Regions from separate parts of the Homo sapiens genome. Here region 1 is linked to region 2. Evidence: chromatin loops called from intact Hi-C (ENCODE). Cell type or tissue: dorsolateral prefrontal cortex. All regions are shown on one strand.

The links. A loop is a pair of places that touch in the nucleus more often than their neighbours do. Peaks named below come from ENCODE experiments on the same cell type or tissue, not always from the same donor. Only the 100,000 strongest peaks of a DNase experiment are listed, where the experiment ranks them.
Region 1: a loop joins it to region 2, with 9 times the contacts of the local background. A loop is called at or near these places in 76 of 110 quality-filtered maps.

What each region holds. Positions count from the first base shown.
Region 1 is chr22:33,576,792-33,581,791 of GRCh38, forward strand. The region is part of intron 5 of LARGE1 (LARGE xylosyl- and glucuronyltransferase 1); the gene reads right to left. All of the region lies in intron 1 of LOC105373007 (a long non-coding RNA gene), which reads left to right. Among named protein-coding and RNA genes, the nearest start is that of SNORA50B, 130 kb to the right of the region's middle. RefSeq lists a silencer at 2,871-2,940. In dorsolateral prefrontal cortex, CTCF peaks have their summits at 2,865 (motif pointing left) and 3,069; a DNase peak (open chromatin) is centred at 2,840.
Region 2 is chr22:33,517,191-33,522,190 of GRCh38, forward strand. All of the region lies in intron 6 of LARGE1 (LARGE xylosyl- and glucuronyltransferase 1), which reads right to left. Among named protein-coding and RNA genes, the nearest start is that of MIR4764, 83 kb to the left of the region's middle. In dorsolateral prefrontal cortex, CTCF peaks have their summits at 2,254 (motif pointing right) and 2,461; a DNase peak (open chromatin) is centred at 2,296; H3K4me3 peaks cover 418 bases; H3K27ac peaks cover 1,742 bases.

The DNA.
Region 1 (5,000 bases), 60 kb after region 2:
AAATCATCCCTAGAGTGCTTATTAATACCTAATGCAATGTAAATACTATGTAAATGGCTGTTATACAGTATTGTTTAGAGCATACTGAAAAGAAAATAAATATCCATAAATGTTCAGTTCAGGTGTAACCCATCTATTCTTTTCCCCTGAATACTGTCAAGTCTTGGTGGGTTGAACCCAAGAATACAGAACCCACAGATATAGATAGGTGACTATGTATGCGTGGTGTATTTAGTTATATTTCATTCCTGTTCAAAGTGCTAAGAAGAGAGATAATCACTCTGCTATTAAACGCAAGTGGAAAAAAAGATTTTGTTTCTGTTACCATAAATTTACTCTACTGCATGCATTCTTAACAGACACAAAAGTTGGTTCTTGTGGGGATCAAAAAAAAATAAGATATTCCAATGGTTTGGTATTAAAATCTCATGTTAGAGGTTTAATCAGGGAAATAAAAAGTATAAAAAGGCACATAGGAGAGGGGAGTGATAATATTTAAAAAGAGGTTAAGAAACACCACCCTCCAGGATCTTACAACACTAAAATAGCCACAAAACAGAGAAGTATGCAAAAGCACACGCATACACATCTCAAAAACCTGCTCCCCGATCTTAGCCTCTGCTGAATCCAACAGTTCTTTCTTGCCTTTCTGAATTTAATCAGAAGGCAGCTGAATCAGAAAACACACTTCTCTGTTGTCAAGTTCATCTGGATATTTGGGGAGCAATTTCTCTCGCTCTCACAACCATACCTTCTTCCACTCTTACCTCCGCCTTCCCATGGAGCCATCTAAAAAGGGCAGCCACATAGGCTGCAATTAAAGAAGCCCCACACTGCTCTACATTAATGAGGCACTTTGCTTTTCATTTTCAGAGGGCTCTTTAGCACTTTGTAGGTGACACCCTTGCCTGTGACAATCTCTGTTACTAGCTGCGGAGATACACCTTGCAGGTGAGTTTAAACACACGGACAGCAACTTACAAGCAGGCAAAGACAGTTGAGGAGGATGATCCAGAGTTGTCCCTTTATTAATTTCTGATTGGTTTAAAAACTGTTTTCTTTCACCACACATAGAAGGCAAAAGTCTCTTGGTGTAGTAAAAGGAAAACCTTGTCAATGGCAGTCCAAATGTCTTCTGGCTGACAGCCAAAATGAATCTCTTCACTGGTCACCCTGAAAAGATGATGGCTTCACTCAGCTCTTGTAATACATCTAACAAACATTAACCAAAGGTCTTATTGCAATTTTGAATACTTTTAACCTTGACCTTCAAGCCCTGCTTCAGAAGATTTAGACCGTGGTAATATTGACATTCACCTCCCCCCGCCAACAACAGGCCTTTACTGTTTAATATGATGGTTGTCAAGGCAACCAGATTGTGAGGATGGCTGTCTAACCTTTCTAGATTTAGAATTTATCATACATGAGAATGCAGAAGGGAAAAATGTCACCCTTAAAAAGTAGTATAGAAGACGGTACAAGGTACAAGGTAATTCCATTGTGCCTTTACTTCCACTTGGGGATTTGGCTACTGATCAAAGGAATTCCTAATGCTCTAAATCCCCTTTAAAAAAATCACCTAATTCCGAAAGTGAGTCATTTATCTAAACACTCATTGTGTGTGCCAAATTCTGTACTAGATACTAAGGAAAGAGGAGTAAATGAAAAATGTTCCTCTTTCTTAGAAGATCACCATTAAATGGGAGAAAATATTATTATGTTTATAATAACAATCGCATTTGTTGAATGCTTACTATGTAACAGACAGTATACTAAAGCAATTTACAAGTATCTTTTAATTCACCCAATAACCTTTATTACTGTGTGTGATGTAGACATCAAGGAAATCACCCAATTATAATGAATTATAGGAGCTGGGATTAAAAATCAGATTTGCCTCTTTCCAAAAACCTTAATCGTTTTTGGAAATGGATTCAAATATGATACTCACATGATTATTACACAGTGAAATCTGTATATAAATTCTTACCAACATTCTTAGAACATAGCAAAATTAATTGTACTCAGAAATGGGAAGTAAAATCAGGAAAGACAAAGGTGACTACTAGATTGAGCTCATACTGTTAGCAGAAACAAACATTCCAATGCAGTTATAATAGAGTCATACACCTTCTCAGAACAAATGTTTCTCCAATCTCTAAAGGACTGCAAGTGGCCAGTAACGCTCTACTGAGAAAGCTGTTAACACCAAAATACAAAGCAGGAAGGGAAGCTTGGAAACATATGTCCAGACCCAGGAAGATTGTTACAATGGATTTTTAACTTCTGTACTTTAGAGTGTGTGATATGGTTTGGCTGTGTCCCCACCCAAATCTCATCTTGAATTCCCAGGTGTTGTGGGAGGGACCTGGTGGGAGGTAATTGAATCATGGGGGCAAGTCTTTCCCGTGCTGTTCTTGTGACAGTGAGTAAGTCTCATGAGATCTGATGGTTTTAAAAAGAGGAGTTCCCCTGCACAAGCTCTCTCTTTGCCTGCTGCCATCCATGTAAGATGGGACTTGCTCCTCCTTGCCTTCCACCATGATTGTGAGGCATCCCCAGCCACGCGGAATTTTAAGTCCAGTTAAATCTCTTTCTTTTGTAAATTGTCCAGTCTTGGGTATATCTTTATCAGCACCATGAAAACGGACTAATACAGTGTGCCAGGGAAAGTCTCAGCCTTCTAAAACTAACGGTTAGCATTTGTACATTACGGAGGGTCCTGAGCAGGAGCCAAGTGGAGCCTGGATGTCCTCCTTCAGGACACTGATAAAGACCTGCTGCAGCCCCAGCCCAGGGCTGGCCACACTTTGGAATTACATGGGCGCACTACTGGGCCTACCCCAGAAAAACTAAACTATGACATCTAGTGGTAGGGCCTGGCATTGCTGCTTGTTTGGGTTTGGAACACAAGCCATGCTAAAGTGTCATCCAGAGTGGCCCCTAGCATTGTTTTGGTGGTGTTGTTTTGTGTTACCAACAGTACCAAGTGATTCTTAGGTGCAATCAAGCCTGAGGTACACAACAATTGGGAAGTGAGCCAATCAATTAATTCTAACTGCGGAAGATCAAGACCCAACTTAATAGCACAGCTCTGTAACTTTATTTTCTGTTTGCACAGAATTGCTGAGTTCCTACATAGTATACATATTTTTTAATCCCCTGGGAATATTTAAGCGTCCTTGATCTGGAAGCAACATGGAATGATGGCACGAGCACTGTCTTCAATACAAGCTGGAGTGTGGCAATTCCCTTCTCTGAATTTCAGGTTTTGCATCTGTAAAGCAGACACAAGGCGGCCGGGCGCAGTGGCTCACGCCTGTAATTCCAACACTTTGGGAGGCCAAGGGGGGCAGATCACCTGAGCTCGGGAGTTTGAGACCACCCTGACCAACACGGAGAAATCCCATCTCTACTACAAATACAAAATTAGCCAGGCATGGTGGTGCATGCCTGTAATCCCAGTTACTTGGGAGGCTGAGGCAGGAGAATCGCTTGAACCCAGGTGGCGGAGGTTGCGGTGAGTCGAGATCGCACCACTGCACTCCAGCCTAGGCAACAAGAATGAAACTGTCACAAAAAAAGAAAAAAAAAAAAGCAGACACAAGGCCACCTATTGCTCTGTCAGCCTGAAAATGGGATGATGTACAGGAAAATACCCAGCAGAGGACCTTACAGAATCGAGCTGCTGGTTCATTCTGAATCAAGAAGGAAGAAATATTTCATTATGTGACAGGTGGAATAAAGGCCTGATCACAGTGAGTGAGCTCGAGACGCTAGTCCTTTACCACATGGCATCAGTTGTGATTTTCTCTCCTTTATAACGGCTGGTTTTGGAGGGTGGGACTTATGTATATATACAATGTAAGGGCAACACACACACTCTGGGACACAATGTACAATAAGTAATAGCAGCACATTAATAATAACAGGGGATGAGAAAGGGGAGTTTCAGCAGTGCTATTATGCCTCTGAATAAGATGTTGATCATTGCTTGCTATTTTCTCTTCAAACATGTTATTTAGCCAGTAGTGAGCAGATTTAAAACCCACTGGGGTTCTTGAATTCAGCCTGGCTGAGTGGTTAAATCCAATGAAAATATTCTAGTTAGATGAGTTTTTAGCCAAGGGAGTTGAGTATACAAAAGCATACATAACCGGTCAGTTTGTAAGACGTCCATCTTTCAAAAATGATAATAGGAATGATGATGATGATGACAAAAGTAATAAGAATGCATGTGCAGCATTTTCTCATTTTCAATGAAATTTTCCATCTATTATTTCATTGGATGCTTGAAATAAGTTTGTGAATTAAGCAAGTAAGGGATTCATACCTCTATTTTACACATAGGAAACTAAGACTTAGAAACATCATTGTCTCAAATTGCACTGCTAGTAAGTGGGAGAGTTAAAATTTGCCCCTTCTGACCTTCAGGAAAATCACTGTCATAATGTGGAGGGCCTTCTAACACCAGTACCTAATGCTGGAACTTTATCATGGGAAACAGATGGAATTAAGAGACTGTGAAGCATCACGTACTGTTCTCAGCAAGAAAATTCACATTTTGATACCTTTGTGCACCTTTTCCTAAAATCAGCTTGGTGAAATGGTACAACCAGGGATGAAAACTTGAAATGTTTCCAAGTTTCCTATCCAAAGTAACTTTGTTTAGAAATAAATAAAGTTATTTTGTTGACCTGGCTTGTTTTCCATGCTTCAGTTAGAAGACAGAGAGAATCTGACTGGGCACGGTGGCTCAAATCTGTAATCCCAGCACTTTGGGAGGCTGAGGTGGGCAGATCACGAGGTCAAGAGCTCAAGACCAGCCTGACCAACATGGTGAAACCCCATCTCTACTAAAAATACAAAAATTAGCCGGGGGTGGTGGCACGTGCCTGTAATCCCAGCTACTCAGGAAGCTGAGGCAGGAGAATTGCTTGAACCCAGGAGGCAGAGGTTGCAGTGAGCCGAGATTGTGCCATTGCACTCCAGTCTGGGTG
Region 2 (5,000 bases):
AGCTAACTCTGGATTACTAAGAGAAGCTACGATAGGATGAAAAATTGGAAAGTGGCTACAAACTTATATCCCTCAACCCCTCCACACCCCTCTCTGTCCCATCATCACCCAACAAGTACTAAAGACGCACTCTAACCTCTAGGAAAGTTGTCCAATAAAAAGGGCTGAACTCGGTGGAGTAGAGCTACAAAAACATACATATAATGCACAAAGAATTCTTTTTTTGAGACAGTCTCGCTCTGTTGCCCAGGCTGGAGTGCAGTGGTGCAATCTTGGCTCACTGGGTTCAAGCGCGATTCTCCTGCCTCAGCCTCCCGAATAGCTGGGAATACAGGCACCTGCCACCAATATTAGCAAATATTAGCACCCGCCCGGCTAATTTTGTATTTTTAGTAGAGATGGGGTTTCACCATATGGGCCAGGATGGTCTCGAACTCCTGACTTGTGATCCGCCTGCCTCAGCCTCCCACAGTGCTGGGATTACAGGCGTGAGCCACTGTGCCGGGCCGCCCAGAGAATTTTGTATACAACTTCTGAGAGAGTCTGAGAATCCCTGGAATCTACCCACAGACCCGGAGTAAGAAGCTCTTAGGAAGGAGAATGCATGGCCTCAGTCCTGCACTATGTCTGTATCCCACAGATACAATATACCTTAAAGAAGAAGGGGGAGACCTGGGTCAACAAGAGCAGCTTCATCTGGAAAAATCAGGCTACAAAGTCAGACAGCAGTGAGCAGGACTGGCCTGAAGATTATAAGGAGAACTGGGTGATGCCCCAAATTCACTCTCCTTGCTGTCGTTAGATCACTCCAACTCCTACAGATTTTTCTGGGATCTGAGGCACCCTCTCTTCTCAAGGCAATGGGAACCAGGATTTGACTTGAGGAAATCATACAGCTGAGAAGATCTGGCAACTTCATACCTTAAGCCAAGAAGCTAGAATAATGGTTAATGTGCATGAAGTCCTTTATGCTGAGCGCTGCTCTAAATACGTGGCATAGAGGAACTCATCTGTGTGTCACACAAATCCCAGGAATTACATATTGTGATCATCATCCCTATGTGAGAAAATTGAATCCCAAACAGGTTAAATCAACAGCCCAAGGTCACACGCCAGCAAATGGCAGACACAGGATTTGTTTTTGTTTTGAGACACTCTCACTCTGTCGCCTAGGCTGGAGTGCAGTGACACCATCTCAGCTCACTGCAACCTCCGCCTCCCAGGTTCAGGCAATTCTCATGCCTCAGCCTCCTGAATAAAGGCACATGCCACCATGCCTGGCTAATTTTTGTATTTTTAGCAGAGATGGAGTTTCACCATGTTGGCCAGGCTGATCTCGAACTCCTGACCTCAGGTGTTGCGCTGGCCTCGGCCTCCCAAAAGGTTGGGATCACAGGCACGACCCACCGCGCCCGGCCTCAGGCACAGGATTTGAACCCAGGCTGACTGGCTCTGGAGTCTGGGCCCTTCTCCCCTAGTGTTGATCATGATAGTGTCCAATATTCTTGTTCTCCAATGAGGCCCTCCCAGGTCACCAGGCCAAGGAGAATTCACTAGGACAGGAGTGGAAGTGTAACTGCACCCCCTGAGGGGACTGGAGTGGGGCAGAGAAAGGGGTGTGGTACTGACCGTGGGGGTTTAAGTGTTAATTCTGATCACATCCTGACATACATCAAAAGAGACGGTCATGTGTACATATATCCAGGGACCCGCACATCCAGGGACCAACATCCTAGATGTTTCTGCCCCTGGATGTGTACACATATGACTGTACAACTAGCTGACCAGATGGAAGTCAGCTAGTTGGAACTTACCTAAAACAAGACAGCTAGTTGGAATTTGTTTTAGGCAAAAGAAAAGAAAAGAAACACTTTCACAGGCAGCTTGATTCCACAGAGCACTCTGGCTTTCTGCAGATTAAAAAAAAATCTCATGGATATGCTCAAGCTGAAGAATGAAGATCCAAGTCAAGACAGAGGAATCCTGACTCACTGCAATGATCTCTGGCAATTCTGCAGGTCCCTGAGCTGCGTGCGTGCGCGCGCGTGTGTGTGTGTGTGTGTGTGTGGTCACATATGCCTCAGAGAGGAGCATGCCTCAAAGGAGACCCAGGGGGGCTCCCTGGGGTTGGAGGGAGGAACAGCCAAGGCATAATTTCTGCCCCAGAGACAATGAGTTTAAAAGCTCCACTCTGCCACGGGGATATCTAAATTATACTTACAGAAACCTCAACTCTTTATTCATTTGCACCAGAAGGGGGCACTGTTACCTCTAAAACGCATCTCAGGCCACAGGTCCCCATAAAATAAAGTACCAGCCCCTGCACTGGCTCCCGAAGACACCCAGGTTCCCTCTCAGGCTCCAGACACTCCCCACCCACACTGGGAGTTTATTCCCAAATTGAAAAAACAAAAACACGTAAATGATGATTCTCTCCCAGCTTTCTTTGAAATCACTATTTTTACATCCTTGACTGCTCTTCTTAAAAGCAAGTCTGTCATTTAACCAAAAGAGGAAACATAGTATTTTAGAAGTGAAAAACAAGGAAAAAAAAGAGAAAGAAAACAATTCATTCTTTGAGAGGCTGATCTACATGGCCACATCACCAGCCCACATTCTGTTTATGACGCTGGGTAAAAAGAGAACATTTCCAAGTCGTGTTCTTAAGCACAGGGGAATTTGTCTCTTCTTGATATTTAGTTTAAGTAGCATTTTCTTTTCCTTAGGATTAAGAAGTTTGTACTCCCTGGCTTCCTCTTGCTGAGAGGCTAAGAGACTGTTCGTCTATCTGTTTCAGTGGTTTTTCTCTTTTTTTTTTTTTTTTTTTTTTTGGAGTCAGGGTCTCACTCTGTCACCCAGGCTGGAGTGCGGTGGTGTGATCAGAGCTCACTGCAGCCTGGATCTCCTGAGCTCAAGCAATCCTCCCTCTTCAGCCTCCCAAGCAGCTGGGGCTACAGGCCTGTGCTGCCACGCCTGGCTAATTTTCTACTTTTTGTATCGCTCAGCCTCCTGAAATGGGGACTACAGACGTGTGCCACCATGCCTGGCTAATTTTTTATTTTCTGTACTGATGGGGGGTCTCACTATGTTGCCCAGGCTGGTTTTGAAACCCTGGGCTAAATCAATCCTTGCACCTCAGCCTCCCAAAGCGCTAGGATTACAGGCAAGAGCCACTGTGTCTGGCCTCAGTGCTTCTTAAACCATCCTGTACCTGAGATTCATGGGGGTGGCTGTTCTCCAAATCCCACAATCCCGCAGGGAGACAGCAAGCTTCTGCTCTCTGACAAGCACGGGAGGGGACTCTGAACTCTCTGCAGAACACAGCAGTGCTGAGCTGGGCCATCTCTAACTCACTTCCCCACCAACACCTGCCCCCACTGCCCACCTGGGCATTGAGCTGAGCCACATCAGCTTGCAGCTGCTTTCTGTTCACATCTGAATCCTAATCCCAGTCTGCTCTGCCTGACTCCCGGAAGTGTTCTGCGTCTTTCTGTCCTGGTTTTAGTAATGCTCTATGAGACATGATCTGACAGAAATTCATGGGATTCCGTGCAAAACACGAGCTGCTGTTTTGGGACTTCTGTGTGGGCCTCTCTTCCTTCAATGTAAAAAGAAAGCGTGGAGTGGCTCCGTGAACTGATTCCCAAAAGCTCACTTCCTTAAGGCATAACAAGCTTCCAGCTGTATTTTCATTGCACTGATCAGCACCTGAAATCAATGTATCTATTAGTAATAAAAATAAGTAGTAATTTGATTGTGTTGTTTACATGTGTCTGTCTTTGCTGGCAGGTGAGCTCCTTGAGGCCAGGGCACTGATTTTCAGTCCCCAGCGCTTGCCAAAGAGGAGCCTGGATGAGTGTATTTTGGCACTGTTGCCTGGTTGCAAAATGAGATGTCCCACTGGCTGGGAACTATGGGTTATTTCAGGAATGACTATAGGACAGTAAAAAGAGAACACAGTGAAGAAATACGTGGTTCTTAAAAAGTTTCTCCAAGAAGTAGCACACTGTATCAGTCAGCATTGCTGTGTAACAAGTAATCCTCACATGTAGTGGCTTAAAATGCAAGTAGGCAAGCTGGCCTGACACAGCTGGGCTGTTCTGGTTTGGGCTACGGTGCTCATGCCTCTGCAGCCATAAGTACAGCTGTTGGATCAGCTGGGCTGGCTACTATAGGGTGGCCTTACCTGCTAGCATAGGATAGCTCAGATGATGGGGCCTCTCTCCACATGGGCTCTCATCCTCCAACAGGCTAGCCCGGGTTTGTTCACAACAGGGCAGACAGGCTCCCAGAGTGGCAGGGGGAGCCCCAGTGCTCAAGTACTTTTCAGGTCTCTGCTTGTGTCATGCTCATACCATTACATTGGTCAAAACAAACGACAAGACCGGCCCAGATTCAGGAAGTGGACATAGATGCCTCCTCTTAATGGGAGGAGCTACACAGTCTTGGTGAAAGTAACCGATGTAGGCAGGGGAAAAACTTGTGGCCATTTTTTGCAAACACATATACATACACCACGTTTTTTCTACTCACATTCTAATGCAGAGTACTAGCAATGTCTGCAAGGGAAGCTGAGAGGTGTAGCTCTGTGTTAGTCCATTCACACTGCTATAAAGGAATACCTGAGAATGGGTAATTTATAAAGAAAAGAGGTTTATTTTGGCTCATAGCTTTGCAGACTATATACAAAGCATAGCGCCTGCATCTATTTCTGGTGAGGGCCTCAGGAAGCTTCCAATCACGGCAGAAGGCAAAGGGAGAACAGGCAAGTCACATGGCAAGAACAGGAGCGGGAGAGAGAAAGGGCAGGTGCCAGCTTCTTTAAACAACTAGCTCTCATGTGAACTCGGAGCAAGAAGTCACTCATTACCACGGGGATGGCACTAAGCCATTCATGAGGGATCCGCTCCCTTGACCCAAACACCTCCCATCAGGCCCTACCTGAAACACTGAGGATCACATTTCAACATGAGATTTGGAGGTGATAAACATCCAAACTA